Regions from separate parts of the Homo sapiens genome. Here regions 2 and 3 are each linked to region 1. Evidence: chromatin loops called from intact Hi-C (ENCODE). Cell type or tissue: IMR-90. All regions are shown on one strand.

Region 1 (8,000 bases):
TTTTGAGGAGGCCTCAGGAAGCTTCCAATCATGGCAGAAGGCAAAGGGGGAGCAGGTGTCCTACATAGCAGGGGCAGGAGCAAGAGAGAGAGACAGTGAAAGGGGAGGTGCCACACACTTAAATAACCAGATCTCATGAGAACTCACTTACTATCATGAGAACCGCACCAAGAGGGTGGTGCTGCACCATTCATGAGAAACCCACTACCATGATGCAGTCACCTCCCACCAGACCCCGCCTCCAACACAGGGGATTACAATTTGACATGAACTTTGGCCAGGGACACAGATCCAAACCATATCAGTCTTTTTTCCATGACACTGAGCAAAAGGACCCAATCTTGGTCATATGTGTCCCTCACCCACCCCCAATGTGCCCAACAGAGTTCAGCAAGTGTTTATTGCACGAATGAGGCTAGAGATGCAACCAAGGAGACGCAGAGGAAACCAGCCTTGCCCCGCCACCTGCCCCCGCTTCCTTGCCTGTATGTCTGTTGACTTTTGCTTTCCCTTGGTTTATGCTCTAGGGGCCTGCGGGGTTTCTGAGCCTGGGCAAAACTCACTGAGGAAGGGAAAAAAATCTGCTCACCAGGTCACACAGCACATTTAAACAGATTAGGCAAAACCTCTCCCTTTCTCAAGACACTTCCATATATGGAAAATTATTGTAATGTACTGATTTTCTTAGCATGAGTCTCTTTACTGCCATCTTCTGGAAGTTTATGACAGTATACACATTTATGATTATGATGGATAGCAGGCAGTCCTTTGCACCCTAGGTGTGACACTCTTGTGCCACTTCTCTGTGGTGGCCATTCAGGGAGATGAATCTGGAACCTTCTGAAGCCTAGGAGAAGAGGTTTATGGATTCTATTTTTCTGTTTGGATTTGTTACCCTGGTCCTGCCCATTGTAAATCTCTGGGCTTCTTCGTGTTCACTACGCCCGCCCATACCTGATCTTGCCCTGGGGCCTGTAAGGAGTCTTGTTTAAATGCAAGCCATTGCAGGAGTGAAGGCTTAACATCCCATGAACTCCTTTAGTTTTCTGCCTCAGTTTCCTTGCTGGGCTGACAGCTCCGCCACCTGACCTAGCTTTGACCAGCCCTGGGACCTTGGCCACTGGAGGGTGCTATTAGCTGGGTTATTGCTGGGATAAACTTGACCACTGGACCTCACTGGCTGGGAACCTTTGAATGTCTTCTATTGGACTGTTAGTCATTCTCCTTTGGGGCTTACAAGGTTCACTCACTCAGTCACTCACTAATTCAATTCATGAGTTCAGCAGGTAATGACTAAGTCCCCACACCATGCCAGTACTGTGCTAGGCACTGGGGGATCAATGGTGAGAAAAACAAGCAAACAAGCACATGGGATGCAGCAGACACCTCTGGCACCCTGCTCATCACATTCCTTGGCCAGCTGTGATTTCAGTGCCAGCGACAGTGGCCGGTGGCCGTTTCCCTGACAGCTCAGAAAGCTTGCCTTGCTCTTACAGCATCCACTTCATGTATGGGACAGATGCCTGTTGGTTTTCTGCCTCAGGGTCTTCTCCAGCGTTGTGGGAACACTCTTAGCCCATGCAAGCCTGGCGGTGTGAAGGCACGAGTTAAAATGTACCCAGGATTTGTTTTAATCAGTATGGTCAGACACGCAGGCAGGGAGATGATTGTCATAAAGGAAGAAGTTTATACTAAGTACTCTAGAAATGGGAGGCACTGCACACTGCTACCTGGAACACATGGGAAGCGCCAGGGTCAGAAGGCAGAAGAGGGAGAGGGGAGAGCAAGGCTCAGAGCCTTTGTTGAGGATTTCTTGGGAAGGTGTGGGCAAGGCAGGGTAGGTAGACTGAGTTAGCTTAGGATGGATAGTGTGAATCACTGTGGAGGGCTCTGGGCTTTCAAGGTCATTCCTAGTTGTCTGGTTCTTGGCCCTGTAGTGATTTAGGGCAGAGAGAATATTGACTTGGCAGTTGGACGGTTGGGGGTGTGGGCTCTGGAACGATTGCTTTGTACATCAAAGGTGCAGTCACAGGGGAGTCCTTTGCTGTCTCTAGGAATTAGCTAGCTCTGGGAGGGGCAGTCTCTCCAGGATCAAGGCCCCAAATGCCGGAGCATCAGGAATACAGAAAATAAGAAAATGCAGTCAATACAGGGCATGAATCTTGTCCGGGGAAGCTCTCAGCCAATGAGGGCTGGGAGCTGGTGGATGAATGCTCCAGGCTCTTGGCCTTTAGGGGACTGATTCTGGGGACTTCATGCTGCTTGTCAGGAGGTCCCAGCTGCACTGAGCCTCTGTTGCCCAAAGCATTGATGACCGCAACACAACTTTTAATGATCTTACTCCTCCCTATGCCATTTTCCCTCAATCCTTCACTCTTGCTGTCTGGGAACCTCTCCCAAATAAACAACCTGCACTCCAGTCTTATCTCAGGCTGTGCCTTCTGGGAACCCCACATAAGCCACCTGACCCCTGCTGCCTTAGAGCTTTACACTAGGCTCGGGAAAAGCTTCCTGGAGAAGAAACCATTTTTCTTGCTGCTGAAGAAAGACTCATTGTGTCATGGGTGAAAGGGGTAGGGGGAGAGCAGTCGAGGCAGAGCGAGCCACACATGCAAAGGGCCTGAGGCTGGTGGGAGGAGCATGGCCTGTTCCAGGAAGGTGTCAGGGGCTCCCCAGACCCCCGTCCCCACAGATCCAAGTTCCCAGCATGCCTTGCACCAAGGTCCAGCCATTTACAAAGAAAGAGCGAGTCCATCTGAGTGTTGACACATTCAGCGGCTCAGGTAATGTGTTTATTTTTATTTTTATTTTTGAGACAGAGTCTTGCTTTATCACCCAGGCTGGAATGCAGTAGCACCATGTTGGCTCACTGCAACCTCCGCCTCCCGGGTTGAAGCAATTCTCATGCCTAAGCCTCCCAGAAAGCTGGGACTACAGGCATGCACCACCACGTCCGGCTAATTTTTGTATTTTTAGTAGAGATGAGGTTTTGCCGTGTTGGCCAGGCTGGTCTCGAACTCCTGGCCTCAAGCAACCTGCCTGTCATGGATTGGACATGTGAGTCACCAAGCCTGGCCTCAGGTAATGTGTTTTAATAAGCAGCTGTTTGGTGTCCTTCTCCAGGGTAGTGGTAATGGCAGGGAACAATGAGACTGATGGGGTGTGTGTGAATGGCACCCTTCTTGCCTTTCTCCATCCCAAGGTTTTATCAAGATTCATCCCTCTCTTGGTCCTGGGGTTGCAGGGCCTGACCGGCACAGAGGAATCTCTGTGTAGTTTCCAACACCACTCATTCACAAAGGGGAAACTGAATCCCGTGTTAATCTTTCCACTTCAAAGATGATTCCAGGTGAATGTGGGAGCCCAGTCTCAGAGACGCCCCTCTCCTTCTGGCTCTGGTTCCCCTCCCTCCCCTGTAGCCTGCCCACTGAACTGGGCCTCTGGGCTCAGCTCTGCAGTCTGCAGGCCACCGGGAGGAGGTGCGCAGAGATCTGGACGGGTTTACAACAGCTTGACTGGAAAACTTGGGGATTTCAGATCTCAGCTAAGAGGAAGTCTCTGGAATGCACAGACCCTAGCCCCCTTGTCTTTGGGGCCAGGCACAAAAATCAGGAGTTCAGTGAAGTTTCTGTCCTTGCATTTCTTCCAAGGGTGGGGCTCGAGAGAAGGGAGGGCCAGAGCTGAATCTGAAGCCACAGTGAGTCACTGTGCCACGGGCATCTTCTGAGGCTTGGAGAAGTCACCTAGACAGGCATAAGCTCCATGATGCATTCTTCTCCAAAACCTGCTTACCTCTACCCTGGTGGACCCATCCCCAGGCCAGCAGAGATAGAGAGGCCTGGGTGCATGGGATGGGGTGGGGCGGGCAGAACTCCTCTCCCTCCATTCAGCTGCCCAAACCTTGGCCTGGGCAGCTCCCTGTGTGTGAGCCCAGTCTGGGGCTCCCCGCCTCACTGCCTCATCCTGATGCCAGGCTCTGGAAAGGAGCTGGGAGACTTCTAATAAGGCTTCCTAGACCCCTCACACAAAATGGAGGCAGACGCGCTCCAGCACTGCCTTGTCTTAGAAGTAAATTTTCTCTTTCTGCCCCCTCTCATTCCTTTTCTCCCCTTTTCTCTTTTGCAATCAAGGCTGCCTGGGTTAAAATCCTAGCTTCCCCTCTACCTGTGTGGTTTTGGGTGAGTTCCTTAATCTCTCTCTGTGTCTCAGTTACCTCGCCCAGGAGGGGATAATAATCGGTCTGAGGTGAGGACTAACGCCTGAGAAGTGCTTAGATCCAGGGAAGCCAGGATGGGAAGGTGTGAGCTGTTACTAGGGTGGGCAGTGCAGACGGCAGGGGCTGTCCTTTTGGAATCCTAAATTTCACACAGAAAAAGGACATGGCTTCCGCTGCCTGAGTTTGAACTAAAGTCCGATGAGGAGAGGGGTCACACTGGAATTGCTAATTACACATTTAGGGGAAGATAAGTGTCTATCCTCTTTAGGCGGTGGGGTGACAGCAGCGGGCACCCTGCTGTCCGCTTTTAAATACATACAGATGGGATACCTCGTTTGCCCAGGCCAGACGCCAGGTGGCAGCCATTTCGGAGCGCTAGGGACGGGGCGGGCTGTCTGGGAACCCGGGGGCCACGCAGCGGGCAGGCAACCTTCTGCTCCAGGAAGGCGTGGAGACGCGGCCGCTGCGTGCAGGACTCCCGTAGCCGCCAGGGGGCGCTGTGGCCACGCGGCCGCCGCCGGCCTCCCAGCGAACCCGGACCCTGCGCTGCGCTCCCGGTTCGGCGCTGCCACCCCCAGCCCAGCCCTGGCGGCCCGCTCACAGGCCCCGCGGGGAGCACCCGGTCTCCTGCCGAGCGTGGGGACCCAGCTGAGATCCGCTGCCCCTCTGGCCTCAGTTTGCGCTTCTGCAAAGTGGCACCGCCTGCCGCCCGCGTGGCAGCTCCTCAGCTCGAGGCCTTCAGGTTTCTCTTCTCAGTCACTGGGCCCTGAACTCGGTGCCGCACTCAGCCAGATCCCGGCTGAGATCCCTCTGATCTCAGCACCAGAGAAGGCTGCTTTCCTCCCTCCCTCCTTCATTTTCTCCCCTTCCTCTCCCTCCATTTTTCCTTTCTTCCACCCTCTCCTTTCTCTCTTCGTTTCCCTCTCCTCTGCTTCTCCCTCCCTCCCTCCCGTCCTCCCTTCCTTCTTTTCTTCCTTTCTCCCTCCCTCCCTCCTTCCTGGGGCCTTACCTCCCCCCTCCCTCTCTCTCTCCCTCCCCTCCCTCCTCGTCTCTCTTCTTCCCTCCCTCCCTCCTTCCTGCTTTCCGTTCTTCCTGGGGCTCTCCCTCCCCCTGCTTCCCTGTCTCCCTCCCTTCCTCTTCTCTCCCTCCCTCCCTGTCTCCCCTCCCTCCCTCTCTCTAACTGCTGGTTCAGCAGAGGACTCTTGGTTTGATTCCGGGTCTCCCCTCCGCAGAGGGGACCTGCTTTCCTGTGCAGTGCAGGGTCTATCCTGCTGCCCCCAGCCCCCTCCCTCCCTCCCTCCCTCCCTCCAGGCATCTTTGACTTGATTGTTGGAACCCTGAACTCACCTTGGGCCGCAGGCCGCAAGTTGGACAAACTTGTTCTAGTGTGCTGTCAACAATGAGAGGGTCATTTCCAACTGGAGGGTGACAGATCACACAGAAATTCGGGCCTCCCCGTAACCCGAGTCCTGAGCAGGGAGTACCCTCTGGAAATACCAGCTAACACCATGTCTCCATGAAACTGACCAAGGAGTGAAAATCATTTCTTTCTGAAAGGGACGCTACACATTCATCCTTTTAAAGGCAGGGATAAAATATGGAAAGGGTCTAAAAGTGCTGCATCTCTCTGCCTCCTTGACCCCAGCCTCCCAGTTCCTCTTCCTGCAGGCAGCAATTGGTACAAGCTTCCTACATAGCTTTCCAGATACTCTGTGCAGAGAAAAACGTGTCAGGCCATATGTCTCCTTTAGAAAATATAGCACCGTAGACAGGCTGCTCTATACCTTGCTTTTGACTTAAAATATATTTTAAAAATGTATCTTAGAGACTGTTCAATATCACAATATGAGGTTGATCTATCTCTAGCTGAGTGGTGAAGAGGATGTCTCTGGGAGCACTACCTGAGCTTGAACTTGGGTCCTTCTCTTCCTGGCTGGTGACCCTGAGCAAATTACCTAACCCTTCTGTGCTTCTGTTTCCTCATTAAAAATATTAATACTATGTATTTCTTGAGGTCATTGTGAGCATTCAAGGACATAAACATTCTGCACAGGGCCTGGCACATGGCACATGCTCAATAAATGTTGGTTATTAGGATCCCACCTTGTTTACTTTATTTTTTCTTTTTGTTTTGAGACGGAGTCTCGCTCTTGTTGCCCAGGCTGGAGTGCAGTGGTGTGATCTCGGCTCACTGCAACCTCCGCCTCCCCAGCTGAAGTGATTCTCCTGCCTCAGCCTCCCAAGTAGCTGGGATTACAGACACCCACCACCATGCCCGGCTAATTTTTGTATTTTTAGTAGAGACGGGGTTTCACCATATTGGTCAGGTTGGCCTCGAACTCCTCACCTTAGGTGATCTGCCTGCCTCAGCCTCCCAAGGTGCTGGGATTACAGGCATGAGCCACCATGCTCTGCCATTTACTTTAATTTTTAAAAATCATGATTTAAACAGGAAATACTGTGCCCTGTAGTGACAGTTGCAAATGTAAGCTTTGGAGACCATCCTGTATGCTGGCTTCACCACTTGCCAGCTGTGTGTCTTTGAACAAGTCGTTTTTCAACCTCTCTGGGCCTCTGCCTAACCCATCTATAAAATAGGGATCATGAGTCTAATCACTTGTAAGGTTGTTGGCAGGTCAGATGAGGTAATAGATACAAAGACACTTGGAGCAGTGCCTGGCATGTGAGGAAGATGACGGCAGTATTAGAAATAACAGCAGTTAAATCCTCCAAGCACTCACCACGGGCCGGATACGGGAAGCATATGACTTTGCTCGGGCCTCCAGTACCTGTTCCATCTTTCTTGCAACCTTATCAAGCTCTCCCATGTACCTGGGACTGTTCAATATGTTCTATGCCTCTCTATGAAAGGGGCTACTGTATTATCTCCATTTTAGAGAAAAAGAAACTGAGGCTGAGAGATGTTGAGTAACTTGCATAAGGTCACACGTGCTCATAGAAGTCCAATGTATTATGTGTCTGATTCCAGACCTGGAGATTATGTTTTTTGCCCTCGCTGGGGCTTACGAGAGGGCCTACTCCTGCACTCTCTCCTTCCCCTGTCCCATTCCCTGTCCTCCTTTCCCCGCTTCCCTCTTCCTCATGCACCCTTCCTTCTCTGCTCTTCCTCATCTCTTCCCCCTCCTCCTTCCCTCCTTTTCCTTTTGTTCTCTTCTCCCTCTCCTCTTCTGCTGCGTTGCTCTCTTCTAACTCTCATTCCTTCTGTCCCCTCTCCCCTTGGCCAGAGTCCAGACTCAAGGGCTGATATCTTGTTGCCTTCGGGGGGACCCAGGCAGAAATACAAGAGCAGCTGCCCTTCCCCTCAAAGGACTGACCTACCCCAGGCCCTGCCAGACCAGCCCAGCAGGCAGTGTGTGTGTGTGTGTGTGTGTTTGTGGGTCAACCCGCATATATGTCAGCTTGTGTGAGACTTGTGTGTCTACGATTGTGCCCAGTTTCTCCATGGGTATGAATGGTTGTGTGTGTGGTTGTGTGTGTGTGGGGGGGGGGTAACAGGTCACGAGGTCCTGACCTGCCTCAGCCAGGGCCCCACCTGTGCACAGTGGGAGCGACTTTCAGCATCTGTGCCCCACCCTGACCACCCCAGATGGGGCTGACCGGCCGGGTCCTGGCCACCCAGTTGTCTGGAGCCTGAGGAAACTGGGCTCAGTCTCAGGCCTCAGGCTGGAATCACCCAGACCTGCATTTCCCACTGGTCCAGTTGCTTCTTGAAGATTTCTGAGCTCGTTGGGCTTATCCAGAAGTGGGCTGGTAACATCTGCTC
Region 2 (8,000 bases), 940 kb after region 1:
CAGAAAGTATCTCTCCAAAAGCCCTGTGCATATTTTTGATGTAGTTTTCTCTTGCAACCTCTCCTCATAACTCTAATAAATGCCAATTTAGGGAACAGGAGTGGTTAGAGTTCTAAATTTTTCATCAAATTCTATGTGAAATTGAAGTAGTCTGTCTATTTCTTTCTGTCTAAACTGATCACTGCAAAAAGAGGGGGAAAAAACCCTGTACGTGTGTGTCTTCAAAAAATACCTCTTAATTGGAGTCATTTAAGAAGCTCTGGATAAGATCTTTTTGGCAGAGGAAATATCAGCCAAGGTGGTTTTTTTCTCTGTCGTGTCAAGAGGATTTTTGTTCCCTTATTAGATCATTTTATTTTATTGAGGCTGAAAGCATGGAAGGCAAGGAAAGAGAAGGGAGCTCATATTAGTGGTGTCTTCAGTGGCAAGTACTGTGCTTGGTGTTTTCCATCTTACCACAGTTCACAGTGTCTGATCCTCATAACAACCTTCCTAGGCAGACATTACTGACTCATTTATTGATTAATAAAACTGAAGCTTGAAAGGATTAGTTCATAAGCCATCACGGAAGAAACACATTTTGGACCTATTTCTATCTTGAACAAGTCCATGCTCTTCTCAATATATTCTGCTGCTCGGTTGAGTGTTATCATGTGTGAACACCAAGCATCAACAATAAACAAAGCCATTAAACATGGTGACTGCTATTCAGGTGGGAGCCGTGTTTGCAGGTGTTAGGAAGTGGCAGACATGACTAAGCCTGGATCCCTTTTGCAAAATGGAAGAATGAAAAAAAAGGCAACAATTAACAAGGTACTTAGGTGTACCAGGCTCTCTGCTAAGCATTTAAGTACGCTGTTTAATCCTCATGGCAATCCCAGGACATGGGCACTGTTATTTCTACTTTAAGAGGGAAAAAAACTGAGGCCCAGAAGGTATGCTACCAAAAGTCATAGAGGTAGTGAGTGAGAGAACTGTGATTAGAAGTAATTTGCATGAATCTAGATCCCACTCTGGGAGTATAGTGTACAGTTTAAATGCTACATAGTAAAAGAACATGGGTTTTCTACTTGTTTGTTTGACTGTTAACCTGTATTTTTAAAGCAGCTTAATTGAGGTAATCCACTTGCCATACACAAATCATTTCAAGTTCAATATGTAATATTTTTAGTAAACACACTGGGTTGTGCAACCGTAACCATAACCTCATTCTAGAATATTTATATCTCTCTGAAAAGAAGTCCCACATCCATAACAGTCACTCCCCATCCCCAGTCCTACGCAACCACTAAATCCACTTTTTGTTTCTGTTGATTGGCTTCTTCTGGACATTTCAGGTAAATGGGATCATAGGATACGTGGTCTTCTGTGAGTGGTTCTTATACTTATGATAATGTCTCAGGATTTATCCCCATGTGTTAGCATGTATCAGAACTTCACTTGTATTGCTGAATAATAGTCTATTGTATGGTTATATCACATTGTATTTATCTTAACATCAGTTGATGGATATATGAGTTGTTTCCACCTTTTGACTATTATGAATAATGCTGCTATGCATTGTTTATGTACCAGTTTTTGTGCAGGTGTACATTCTCAGTTATCATAGGTATATATCTAAGGCTGCAATTGCTGGGTCACAGGATAAATCTATGTTTAACATTTTGAGGAACTTTCAAACTGTTTTCCAAAGTGACTGTTCCATTTTACATTTCCACCAGCATTGTAGGAAACTTCCAATTTTCCCACATGCTCACCCACACGTGTTGTCTATCCATTTGATTTTAGCTATCCTAATGAGTATAAAGTGATACTCATTATAATTTTGATTTGCATTTTTTTTTTTTAAATTTGAGACGGAGTCTTGCTCTGCCGCCCAGGCTGGAGTGCAGTGGCGTGATCTCAGCTCACTGCAACATCCGCCTCCCGGGTTCAAGTGATTCTCCTGCCTCAGACTCCTGAGTGGCTAGGATTACAGGTACCTGCAACCGCGCCTGGTTAGTTTTTGTATTTTTAGTAGAGACAGGGTTTCCCCATATTGGCCAGGCTGTTCTCAACCTCTTGACCTCATGATCCATCTGCCTCCACCTCCCAAAGTGCTGGGATTACAGGCGTGAGCCACCACACCTGGCCTGCATTTCTTTAATGACTAAGAATGTTGAGCATCTTTTTATGTATGTATTAACCATTGTATACCTTTTGGGAGAAACATCAATTTTTTTCCTATGTTTTCATTGGGTTGTCTCTATATTATTGAATAGTAAGTTGTCTTTTCATTTATAATATATTTTGCAGCACGAGAGTATTTAATTTTGATGTTATTCAATTTATCTATTTTTTTTTCCTGTTTTCACTTGTGCTTTTAGTGTCTTATCCAGGAAACCATTGTTTATCCATTAGAGAGGGGCAGCTCTTGTTTTGTTCTCTACATAATTTCTGTTACTTTGATCAGAATCTGTCATATATTGAACATCTAAGAAATGGATAATTGAATTACTGGCCAGCTGACTATGTTAGGCAATATAACCTTCAGTATACAGCTATTTACTGGTAAACTTGGAAAGCAATCACAGGTCCTATTATCTCTAAGACCATTGTTCTTACTACTGAGAAATTAGTTTTTATTTATCCACACATTAAAATATTGAGAAATTTTTTTAACTTTTAAGTTAAGGGGTTCATATGTAGGTTTGTTACATAGGTAAACTTGTGTCATGGCAGTCTGAGTTTTAGCTCTTACATTTAATTCTAAGATCCATTTTGAGTTAATTTTTGTGTATGATGTGGAGCTAGGATCCAAATTCATTCTTTTGCATATGGATATCCAGTTGTCCCTGAATCTTTGTTGAAAAGAGCATTATTTTTGATGAGGCAGTCCTTTTTATTGATTTTTATTCTTCCACTTAGTAGCAATGGAAGCTTGAGTTACTCAACCTCAGTTTCCTCATCTGTGAGGCTACTGCTAAACCTACATCTCAATGCCGATGTCAAGAAGAGATAAGTATCTCTGTAATGAGACCTTACCACTTTTTTTAGAATGCCATTATTCAATAGACATCCAACATTCCACACCTCTGAAACATCTTGCTGAAATTAAATGATTAATTCCAACACTATGAGTTTAAATAAATAGGAAATAATTTCATGAATTTGATCTCCCCAGCCCCCACAGGGAGACCATTAGTCATTGTACATTCTTCAGCTGTTCCTCCTAGGGCATAAATATGGAGAAGTTACTGTATGTCAGATATTTGAGAAGGAAGACATTTTCAGTAAGTAGCTCCCCGTGTGACTCCATGTGATAGGCAGCATGGTTACTCCTTTTTGCACATGAAGCAGTCCATCTTTCCACCATATATGTACCCGTCAGACTCTCTGTCTATTCAGAAAGGAGAGATTGGGATGAATTCCATTTCCATTTCTTTTTCCTTTCTTTTTTTTTTTTCCAGTTACAGGGTCTCCCTTTGTTGCCCAGGCTGGAAGGCAGTGATTATTCGCAGGCATGATCATAGTGCACAACAGCCTTGGACTCCTGGGCTCAAGTGCTCCTCCTGCCTCAGCCTACCCAGTAGCTGTGACTACAGGAGTACATCACTGTGCTTGGCTTAGAGAATTCCATTTATTTAGCAGCATTTAGATTCTAGTCTCTATATTGTATTTCCTCTCCAGAATCTAACGATTCTGAGTATATGGTTTTGTGTTATGTTTCTTTTTTTTCTGGAAGGGTTTTAAGTTTTGCTTCTAAAAAATAAGTTGTATATTTTCACTTTGCTTCCAAAGTGGCTGATTCCCTTGGTTATCAAAATTAATAAACCCATTCCATTCTTAGACAAGGTTCTCAGGTCAGTATTATTTAGCACCAAAAGCAGAGAATAGCAAGCTTGTTGATTCTTCCAGACCTTGGTATGGTGTTGGATGCAGCCTCATGTCTTTTCCTGGGGCCAGGAGACATCTTGTTCACATTGAGAAAGCATGCTTTGGACTGATTTATACGTGAGGAAAAAAATATCCTTTCTTAGTAACTGTCCCATAACCCTGGGCCCTTTCTCAGATTCGAACAGGTATTTCATGCATACCACTCATTCCCCGTCCCCCATGATGAGGTTTACTATTATAGTCCACTTGGCTTTCTTTCTCTATAGCTGCCTTAACCTACTCTGATGCCCTGGGGAAGTTTGCACCCCTGCCTGTGTGGTAGTTTCCCAGTTCCTCTTTGTTTTGTTTCTCTTGAAGAAAAATGCCCAAAGACCCATATTCCTTTTAAAGTTTCACTGGTAACTATTTTGACGGAACGAGAAGAGATTAACATGTATGGGAAAGTATCAGAAGTTCCGGTGTTTGACACTTTGCTATCTTTATCCTTTGTTAACTTCACACATGGAACTAGAAGCTGCATTGAACTCCTGTCCTCCCTGCTAGCTAACGATGGAGTTCACCAAACTCCATTTTTTCTTCTTTCTTTGGAGAAATCCTGCTGTCTGATGGCTTTCTGCAGATCTGCACTTCATTACTTGATTATACAAAACTGTACTTTATCGATACCAAAGTACTTGGATTATTTTGTAACACACCAGACATTTCTCACTTCCGTGCCTTGCAGATGTGGCTCCTGCTTCCTGGAGTTCCATACCTTCCCCCTCGTTTAAAATGCAAACCCATTTCATTCTCCTCTTCAAAACTGACTCAAATCTTAAGCATTTAAAAAAGACTTTCCTGAGCAATCTCATCACCATATACAACTAGTTTATCTTGTTTCTGTGCCTCTCCATTTCTTAGAATGATACTCATCACTTTGCATGATGATGTCTTTGTTGTCTGTCTTTCATCCTAGACTGTTTCCCGAGAGCACATCCTACCTCGTTTACTTCCTTTGTAGCTGCAACTGCTACCTGTCACAGAGTAGTAACTAATTAATATTTAGTAAATTGATTTAAATTGAAAGAAATCAGGAGTTTGTAACTCCATTTTCCCTGCTCTAGAAGGTTACTTACACGACGTACATCTGTTCAGCTCACCAACTCACCAGCAGCTTACAAACACCATTCATTGGGAAGGCCTTCAATAAATTAACATTCCCACCTCTACTGACTCCTCTGGCAAGAACAACAAGTTCACAAGTTAGTGGGAATAAAGAAGAGGGGAGGAGGAATATAGGAAGAGAGGAGGAGGGAGGAAGACATTTCATAATTTAACATCATGTGAGCCCTGGCACCTCATTTATTTTACAAAAAGTACTGCTGATGCTCATATTTTTATGGGTTGGAACTCAAAACAGGCTTTCTGCTTTTCCTTCACCAGACACAAGCCTTGCAGCCTGTAGACTTGTTGTTTATTCACCAGTTGGTTCTCTGGGATCATCTTTTTTCCTTTCTTAAGCCATCAGCTGGGGCTTCTTCATTCCCAATGGCTGCCGTGATCGTGCTAAATGTATCTTTCCTCACAGAGCATGAAGTCCCATCCTCCTTCATCAATACTGAGCACAAAATCAATGAAATGGCAGTGTGCATCTGCACACTTCCCTTGAAGCTGATCAACCATTTAGAATGAATTAACATCTAATTGGCAAGCCATCATGCCTAATAATTTTTAGATTTGTTTATTCTTCAGCGTCACATCTCTCAAAACACTGTCAATAGAACAATTATATAGAATCTTCTCGCTGGAAGTCAGTAGAGAAGCATCTTGTTATGTTCTTCTAATTATTACTCAAGGCAAGTTCTTCTAACTCAGCTTCCTTCAATAATAATAATAATAATAGTGACAATAAATAAGATAAAATTATATTGTATATCTCAGCAAAATTGGAGAAACAAGATTTTTCAGCCAAGTCTATAGAATGTGCCTATCTTCCAGGAGTTTGTGTTTTTTTTTCCCCTGCCAAATTCTAATCAGTTTTATATCACCTCTCCACCTCTTTCCTCCCAGTTTTTGTCCTCAAGGACAAGAGCAGGAAAAGTTTCAAAACAATCCTTGGACCTCTACGTCCTTTCCAGAAACCCCGTCAGGTCTTTCCTTATGATGTCAGCCATCTGTTTCATTTTTTAAACAATATTTTTTTTATATTGAGTCTGGAGCCAAAAAAGACAGAACAGAGGAAAATGTCCCATGGAAAAAGATTAGGCCAGATCAACCTAGGCTTGGAAAAATAAACTGGAGGTTTTGAGAATTTTTTTTTAATACTGTTCTTGTTCGAAATACCTTTACACGCTATGAGGCATTCTGTTTTAGTTATTCTATGCAGGGAACAGTGATACAGAGTTGATCCTTTCTTCCCCCAGAAAACAGCAACATCAAGGATATGCCTGTATTTTATAGCAGGGCTACAAATGGAAGTTTGTACCATCTCTGCACAAAGACAAATCAGAGGAGCTTCAAGGGTGTTATGCTCTGTCTCTTGTTCTAGAAGAAGCTTGAGAACCTGAAACATTTTATTTGGCTGAATTTAAATACATCCTATATCTGCCACCCATTCCACTCTTGTTCTCCCTGCCTAGAGTGGTGCCAGCCACCTGACAACATGAATGGAAGTTGCCATACCAGGGGCTTCTGATGCCTGCCTTGTGCAGCCAGGGTTTCTAATGCCTTCTTTGGCTGTCTTTGCAGAGTCTCTTTCCTCCTTACTCTTGGAGGAGTAAGAAAGTCCCACCAACAAGTGAGAGTGTTCCTTCAGATGTCTTGCTCACTACTCCTAAGATATTTACATAGATTACTCTGGGTCTTCACTGAAAGTCAATTGAGTCCCAAGTCACTGACACAGAGCCAGGGACCTTGACAAGATTTCACTCTGTGCTGCAGAGTGACTCTCAGGATCTCAGAATACTTTTACCAAACTGAATCTCTTCTGCCTCTTTATTATCTGAAGCTCTAAAGTTTTAGATTCCAAATATTAGGTTGAAAAGCTTCTTCAACATTTCCTCAAGAAGACCTAAGTAGTTCCTCATGAAATGTGGACTTCTTTTGGACCACTCTGGTATGTTACAGTCTCCAATGTGGGTATGGAAATCAAAGCCCACCCCTTAAATCCTCACTAGGGTGTGTGTGTATGTGCATGTGTGTGTGTGCTTGTGTGTGTGTTTGAGAGTGATGCATGAAGAAGGAAAAGGAAGAGGAGAAAAAAATATGTACCACATTTTCTTTATCCAGTCTACCACCGATGGGCATTTAGGTTGATTCCATGTCTTTGCTATTGTGAATAGTACCATAATGACCATATGAATGCATGTGTCTTTATATTAGAATGATTTATATTCCCTTCAGTATAAGCCCAGTAATGGGATTGCTGGGTTGAATGATATTTCTCTTTTTAGGTCTTTGAGGAATCACTACACTGTCTTCCACAGTGGTTGAACTGATTTACACTCTCACCAAGAGTGAATAAACTTTCCTTTTTCTCTACAACCTTGCCAGCAGCTGTTATTTTTTGACTTTTTATTAATAACCATTCTGACTGGTGTGAGATGGTGTCTAATTGCATTTTTGATTATGTCGAGCTTTCTTTCCTATGATTATTGGCTGCATGTATGTCTTTTTTTGAAAAGTGTCTGTTCACATCCTCTGCCCACTTTTTTAATACACCATAGAATACTACATAGCCATAAAAAAGAACAAGATCATATTCTTTGCAGGAACATGGATGGAGCTGAAGGACATTATCCTTAGCAAACTAATGCAGGAACAGAAAACCAAATACCACGTGTTCTCACTTATAAGTGAGAGCTAAATGATGAGAACACATGAACACATAGAGGGGAACAACACACACTGGGATCTATTGGAGGGTGGAGGGTCAGAGGAGGGAGAGGATCAGGAGAAATAACTAATGGATACTGGGCTTAATACCTGTGTGACAAAAATAATCTGTACAGCAAACCCCCACATTACAAGTTTACCTATATAGCAAACCTGCACTTGTACCCCTGAACTGAAAATAAAAGTTAAAAAAAGAAGATGAAAAATGAAAGACAGAAGAAGAGAAATAGAAGCAAGAGGAGGAAGAGAAT
Region 3 (8,000 bases), 190 kb after region 1:
GAGAATCTTAAGGGTGGAGCCTGGACATTGGTATTTTTAAAATGTACTCCAGGCCATTCTAATAGGCAGGCCAAGTTTTAAATCATTGCTTTATACCAGGCTGCCTCTCAAAAAGCATGTTTCAGAGAATTTTAGGTGCTATCCATGTAAATACCAGTTTGAAAATGAAAAGGTACTTGGAATAAGGCCATTGGTTATGGTCATAATTTAGACAAGAACAAATAGGCCTTCTAGAGAATACTCTAGTCAATCAAAAATACAATTTAAGCCTTTTTCCCAAACATAAAGGAAGAGGAAATACAAACAGCTACAATACCTAGGGGACATTTCATAGAGTAACACAGGAAAAAAGTCTAGCATGAATAGCCTTCCTACATAACAAGGGGCAGTTTTTTACATAGCACACTTCCTAAGAGTTGTGTGCAGTGATGCCAGAAGTCAGCCTGGCCTGTTTAAATCCCCTACTGCAGAGGATCATAGAGAATTCAGTCCAGACAGATATTGTGTGCATTTTGCAAATCCAACACCAAAATGTTTAATAAATGTTATTTATTGAGATTAATGGAAAGAGCTTCTAACAGAAAGTAACTAGTCTGCTATGCACTCCTCTGAGACATGGAATAGTCAGAGACATGGACATTTTGATAATTATTTCAGAATCATTTCCTTATGGTACATGTGCCTGATGGTTTCCCTAATTCTTTGGTGCGGAGAGATTTGAATTAATACCAGAAATGTACAATAGTAATCTGGCTATTTGTTGTTTGATGCGCAGTTGTTTATATAAATCATATAATAAATTGTTTTAATGCTTTCCATATTGTGGATTCAATCATCTCCTGTCATTATGTTATTAGTTCAAGCAACCTTTCCAGGTTTGTATATAAGAATAGTAAACCTAGCCGATAATGTACGCAAGTTCTCCAACCCTCAATGGGAAAACTAAGCAAGCACGCCATTTTACAGAATATAGGAGAAACATCTTTGGATTCTTTGGGAGAGAGCACTTAAAATAAGTGCAACCTCATCTTGTACCTTTTAGGGTAGAAAAATCAGTATGTTAAAGTCCATTATTAAATCACAGTAGAATTAACTGGCCGGACACACAAATGGATTCTCCCCAAATGTACAAAACATCTTTTGTTTCTCCTTGGAATCATTTAAACAATATACTATTGTTAAACAACATTATCGAGTGGCAAAGGCATGGAAAATTGAACTAGGTTTCTAGACTTTAAGTCACAGCTCTGCCACTTACCAGCTGTGTGACCTTGGGTAACTCACTTAACTTCTCTGAGCCCTATGTTTCTCTTCCTTGAAATGGAGACAAAGCAGAGACAACAAAAATACCTACATAAGAAAATTGCCATGAGGGTTAAATCAGTTAATTAGTTAAATCAGTTAATATTTGTAAAACATGTGGAACAATAAATGTGTGTGTCCCACATGTTTTACAAATATTAACTGATTTAACCCTCATAGCAATCTGTTTCTTATATAAAAGCAAATTAACTCCCACTAGTATTTCTCAAATTTCAATGTGCATATGAATGACATGGAGATTTTGTAGAAGTGCAGACTCTGTTTCTGTAGGTCTGGGGAGGGGTCTGAGATTCGGAATTGCTAACAAGCTCCAGGGCAGTGCTCATGCTGCTGACTCATGGCCACACTTTGGGTGGTGAGAGGTCTACATCCTTCAGGAGGATGGGAGTGGGAAGGATTCAGGTGTGACTCATCTGCTCTATTTAACTTGCCCCAGCTTTACATCAGGTGTAGGCGTTTGAAGTAAACTCTTGGGACCAACCTCTTGTATTTGCTAAGAGAAAACCCAGGCCTGAACACTCGCTTTATTCTGTCCTTAAGCAGGATGACTCTTATTTGTTACTTGGGCACCCAACCACTTCTAATCACGTGTGGTATTCAATCCAACGGCTGCACTCTGAGTAAGAAATGAGTGTAGACTAAGACTTCAGACCCTTCCAAATACAGCATCTTAGAGACCAGTCAGCATCTCACCCTGCCAATATGGGCCTCCTCATGGTAAGTATCTAGGGAGTTACTATACAAAAATGATTTGTTTCATGTCTGAATTCAGCACCCTCAGCAACTGATCTCTTTATTATCCTATTTTGGTAATTTCCAGACCCAAGGAAGAGGGTGGGGGAAAGATGAGACCACTCCTCTCAACACCAATAAAAATGGTTTACTCTACATTTAAGCTATCTGGCGTTCTGCTTATTTATTTTTGAATGCATGATCTACAATTAGGTTAAATTTGTCATCCCCACCAAGTGACTTGATGAAAGCTTCTTTAATATCTCTTGGTATATCATGTACATTTAAAGCATCTGAAAATGGTTTCAGGAAAACTAGAGCCCAATGTGTACAAAAGCCCCACTTGTTGGGATAAACACCAAAAAGGCTAAGGGGGAATTGAGAATGATCTATACTGTGATCATGTTCATTGTTTCATATCACATCTGGCAGCTCAGCATTCAGGTGCTGATATGGTTTGGCTGTATCCCCACCCCAAATCTCATCTTGAATTGTAATCCCCATAATCCCCACGTGTCAAGGGAAAGACCAGGTGGAGGTAATTGAATCATGGGGGCAGTTCCCTCATTCTGTTTTCATGATAGTGAGTGAATTCTCACGAGAGCTGTTGTTTGGTAGTTCCTCCTGCATTCATTCTTGCTCCTGTTGCGTCGGAAGAAGGCACTTGCCTCCGCTTTGCCTTCTGCCATGGTTGTAAGTTTCCTGAGGTCTCCCCAGCCATGTGGAACTGTGAGTCAATGAAACCTCTTTTCTTTATAAATTACCCAGTCTCGGGAAGTTCTTTATTGCAGTGTGAGAATGAACTGATACAGGTGCTTATTCTTGACTACCTGGGCCTCACGTAGGTGACAGTGCCATTTGGTAAGTGGTAAAGACCAGATTACAGCTTTATGGTTTGACCAACCAACTGTATATACTTAAGGGCACCATTGTAAACTTACTAGAAAATTAGCATATTTCTCCATGTAAGTATGCTTCAACAGGAGGGGCAGGAGGAATTACTTACAGCAATCATAGATAACACTGGAGAATGAATCATTTCAAAAAACAAATTTTCTTTTTTTTTTTTTTTTTTTTAAGATAGTCTCACTCAGTTGCCCCGGCTGAAGTGCAGTGGCACAATCATAGCTCACTGCAGCCATAAACTCCTGGGCTCAAGTAATCCTCCTACCTCAGCCTCTCAAGTAACTAGGACTATAGGCACATACCACCATTCCCAGATAATTTCATTTAATTTTTATTTTCGTAGAGAAGATGTCTCGCTATTTTGCCCAGGCTGATCCGAAACTCCTGGCTTCAAGTGATCCTCCTAAGGCCTCCCAAAGTGCTAGGATTATAGGCATGAGCCACTGCAACCAGCCACAAATTTTTAAAGAATACAAATATTTCAACATGATTTGGTGCCCTCCATTGATGCCTGCGTGCTATTAATCACTGCTTAACTGCCTCCCGATATTTTCTCAGGCTTTTGTACATGTTTTATTTTCCCCTTTTCTCCTTTTGAAATGTTAGATCCTTGTTTTTTAATTGACATATAAATAATATGCAGTGAAATGCACAGATCTTAAGAGTCAAATTTAATGAGTTTTCACAAATGCATACAGCTACGTAACCCACATCCCTGTCAAGACACAAAACGTTTCCTTCATCCCTAAAATATTCCTCCTGCCTCATCTAATCCATTCTGTCCCCCATCCCCCTTGCCCTCAGGAAAATACTGCTCTAATTTCTTTCAATAGAAATTAATTTTGCCTGTTCTAGAACTCTACATAAATTGAATTGTACAGGATGTATTCTTTTGTATCTGGCTTTTTTCAACACAATGTCTTTGAGGTTCATTCCTGTTGTTGCATGTATAAATGTTTCATTCCTCTTTACTGAGCATTCCTTTATATGTTTATAACTCAGTTGTTTGTTGACTTGTTGAAGGACATTTGGGTTATTTCCAGTTTTTGGCTATTATGAATAAGGCTGCTATGAATATTCTTTCACAATTCATATTGTGCCCATATCTTTTCATTTCTCTTGGTTAAACACATAGGAGTGGAATTCCTGGGTCATAGCGTGGGTGAACGTTTAACTTTAGGGGAAACTGCTGGACAGATTTCCAAAGGGGCTACAGAGTTTTACACTCCTGACATTAACGTAGGAGAATTCCTATTGTTCCACATCCTTACCAACCATTGGTGGTGTTAGTCTTTCAAATGTCAACCACTTCAGTGTGTCTAGATAGGATTATAATCTCATTTTTGTTTTAGTTTGCATTTCCCTGATAGTAGGGCTATTGAGTCCCTTTTTCACGTTCTTATTGGCCATTCATATACCTTCTTTTGTGAACTGCCTGTTCAAGTCTTTTTACTCATTTTAAAATTTGAGTTTTTCTGGATAGCCACATGTAGAAGAATGAAACTGGATTTCTATCTCTCACCATATACAAAAATCAACTCAAGATGGATTAAAGACTTAAATCTGAGACCTGAAACTGTAAAAATTGTAGAAGCAAACCTAGGAAAAACTGCTTGATGTTGGCTTAGGCAAAGAACTTATGACTAAGACCCTAAAGGCAGATGCAACAAAAACAGAAATAAATCAATGGGACCTAACTGAACTACGAAGCTTCTGCATGGCAGAAGAAATAATCAGAATAAACAGCCCACAGAATGGGAGAAAATATTGGCAAACTATTCATCTGATATAGGACTGATATCCAGAATCTACAAGAGACTTAAATCAGCAAGAAAAAACACCCCAACAAATAATCCCATCAAAAAGTGGGCAAATAACATGAATAGACACTTCTCAAAAGAAGATAGACAAATGGCCAAAAAACATATTTAAAGAAATGCTCTTATCACTAATTATCAGGGAAATGCATATAAAACCATAATGAGATGTCACCTTACCCCAGCCAGAATGGCCATTATTAAAAAGTCAAACAATAGATATCGGCATGGATGTGGTGAAAAGGGAATACTTTACACACTGCTGGTGGGAATGTAAATTAGTACAACCTCTATGAAAAACAGTATGGAGATTTCTCAGGTAACCCAAAGTAGACCTACCGTTCGATATGGCAATCCTACTACTGAGTATCTACCCAAAGGTAAAGAAGTCATATATACCTGCAGGTACATATTTATTGCAGCACGATTCACAACTGCAAAGATATGAAATCAACCTAAGTGCTCATCAACCGTTGAGTGGATAGAGAAAATGTGGTATGTATACACCATGGACTACTACTCAGCCTTAAAAAAGAAGGAAATAACATTGTTTACAGCAACTTGGATGGAAGTAGAGGTCTTTATTCTAAATGAATTAACTCAGGAATGAAAAACCAAATACCTTGTGTTGTGACTTATAAGTGGGAGCTAAGACATGGGTATGCAAAGGCATACAGAGTGGTAAAATGGACGTTGCAGACTCAGAAGAGGGGAGGACAAGAGGGGGTGAGGGATAAAAACTATCTATTGCATACAATGCACAGTACTTGGGATGACAGGTGCACTAAAATCTCAGGCTTCATCACTGTGCATTTCATCCATGTAACCAAAAACCACTTATATCCCAAAAGCTATTAAAACTTTTTTAAAAATCAGATTTCCCTAAAAAAATGAATTTTTAAATAATGATTGAGGTTTGAGGAATTCTTCACATATTTAGGTTTAAGAGCTTGTCAGATAAATATTTTGTGAATAGTTTCACATAGTTTGTCTTATCTATTCTGTTTCTTAATGTATTTTCATAAAGATTTTTAATTTTGATAAAAATCTAATTTATCAAAATTTCCTCTTATGATTAACATTTTCTCATTCCTGTCTAAAAATATATCTACCTCAAGTTTGCAAAGGTATTCTTCTGTGGTTTCTTCTGGCAGTTTTATTGTTTTAAGCTTTTATGCTAATAGGTATGATCCATGTTGAATTAATTTTTGAGACGTGTGGTAGTTTTTCCTTTTATAAATCGATATGAGTTCCAGTGCCATTTATTGCTAAAACAATTCTTTCCCCCATTGAATTGCTTAGTTTCCTTGGCCAGAAATCAATGGTTATAGAAGTATGGATCTCTCTGGACTCTATTCTCCTCTACAGATCTATGTATCTTTCATTACCAATACTACAGCTTCTTGATTACCATAGCTTTACGTAAGTTTTGAAATCTGGCAGTGAAAGTCCTTATCAATTTCACTCTTTAAGATTGCTTAGCTTTTCTAGCTTCTCTGCATTTCTTTTTCCACTTTAAAATGACATCAGTTTCTACAAATAGAAGGTAAGATTTTGCAAAACTGTGGTTTAACTCAAATCCAGTGAAATACACAGATCTTAAGTGTATAGGTCAACCTGTTTGACAGGCATACGTACTCATGTAAACAACACTCCTATCAAGGCATTTCACTAACCCAAAAGCTTCCTTGTGTGTCTTTCTAGTCATCCCTCCACCTCCACAAAAATATCTTCAGTGATAGAAATCAGAACAGTAGTTTAGTTTCCTGTTCTAGAAATTCCTGTAAAGGGCACCAAGAAGTGTGTACTCTTGTGGGAATGGCTTTTGCTTAGCATCATATTTTTGTCTTGTCAGTGGTTTGTTCATTTTCATTGCTGAGTATTATTCCATTGTATGAATATTCCATAGTTTGTTTTTCCTTTCATCTCTGATGGGCACCTGGGCTGCTGCCAGTTTTTGGTTGTTGTGAATAAAGCTTCTATGGATATGTAATGCTTTTTTTGTGGATATTTGCTTTCATTTTTTGTAGGCGAATACCTTGGTGTGGAATTGCTGGTTGTGGACTAAATATATGTTAAACTTTTAAAGAAACTACCAGAACTTTTTCCTGAGTGGTTATGATATTTTACAATTACTAGCAAGGCACAAGAGTTTTGAATGTTTCACATCTTCACAAATTTTGGGGGTTCATTTTAGCCATCCTATGGGTGTGTCATTGTAGTTTTAATTTGCTATTCCTTGGTGACTAAAGTTGTTGAGCAAAGTTTTAAACATGTATGCTTTCTTTTGTAAATGTCTGTTCAAATCTTTTGCCTGTTCTTTATTAGCTTTATTGTATTTGTTTTTATTATTTGATTGCAGAAGATTATATATGTATGTATATATGTATTATGTATCTATTACATATATATCGTGTAGAGATATATATTAATATGGTTTGGCTCTGTGTCCCCACCGAAATCTCATGTTGAATTGTAATCCCCACATGTCAGGGGGAGGCACCTGGTGGGAGGTGATTGGATCATGGGGGCGGATTTCCCCTATGCAGTTCTTGTGATAGTGAGGGATGTCTCTGGACATCTGATGGTTTAAAAGTGTGGCAGTTCCCCCCTCACTGTCTCTTTCTCACCACCTTGTTTAGAAGGTACTTGCTTCTCCTTTGCCTTCTGCCATGATTGTAAATTTCCCGAGGTCTCCCCAGCCATGTGGAACTGTGAGTCAATTAAACCTCTTCTTTATAAATTTCCCAGTCTCAGGTATTCTTTGCAGTGGTATGAAAATGGACTAATACACATATATACTTAGAAAACATCTGTCTTTTCCATATAATGTATATATGCATATATATGTAGAACATTACCTAACTTCTACATATCTTTTGTCAGGGGTGTGTTATGAATAGTTTTCCGTATCTATGGCTTACCTATTTTCTTAACAGTGTCTTTTGATAAGCATAAGCCATTAAAAAAATTGATAAATTCAACTAATTTTTTATGGTTATGTCTTTCTGTATCATAAGCAACATTATTTAGGGCAGATTCACAAAAAATATTCAAAAAAAATTCTCCTAAAATATTTTAGTTTTTTTTCCCTAAAAGTTTTATAGTTTTAGCTTTTATAGTTAGGTCTATGTATTCTACAACACTGATACATTCACTTACTAGTGCTGCAGTTTGTTTTAGATTTATTAGAATTTGCTCTGTAGACTATGATGTTGTTGG

Evidence for each region. Peaks named below come from ENCODE experiments on the same cell type or tissue, not always from the same donor. Only the 100,000 strongest peaks of a DNase experiment are listed, where the experiment ranks them.
Region 2: it touches region 1 in a loop (2.6-fold over the local background); 2 of 110 quality-filtered maps call a loop at or near these places.
Region 3: it touches region 1 in a loop (4-fold over the local background); 2 of 110 quality-filtered maps call a loop at or near these places.

Annotation. Positions count from the first base shown.
Region 1 is chr16:66,267,313-66,275,312 of GRCh38, reverse strand. No RefSeq gene overlaps it. Among named protein-coding and RNA genes, the nearest start is that of CDH5, 95 kb to the left of the region's middle. In IMR-90, CTCF peaks have their summits at 709 (motif pointing left), 1,116 (motif pointing right) and 4,707 (motif pointing right); a DNase peak (open chromatin) is centred at 6,882; H3K27ac peaks cover 1,919 bases.
Region 2 is chr16:65,331,473-65,339,472 of GRCh38, reverse strand. The region is part of intron 8 of LINC00922 (long intergenic non-protein coding RNA 922); the gene reads left to right. The region is part of intron 2 of LOC124903780 (a long non-coding RNA gene); the gene reads right to left. Among named protein-coding and RNA genes, the nearest start is that of LINC02126, 160 kb to the right of the region's middle. In IMR-90, no CTCF peak of the experiment used is centred here; a DNase peak (open chromatin) is centred at 3,162; H3K27ac peaks cover 208 bases.
Region 3 is chr16:66,075,881-66,083,880 of GRCh38, reverse strand. No RefSeq gene overlaps it. Among named protein-coding and RNA genes, the nearest start is that of CDH5, 290 kb to the left of the region's middle. In IMR-90, no CTCF peak of the experiment used is centred here; DNase peaks (open chromatin) are centred at 1,720 and 4,000; H3K27ac peaks cover 1,055 bases.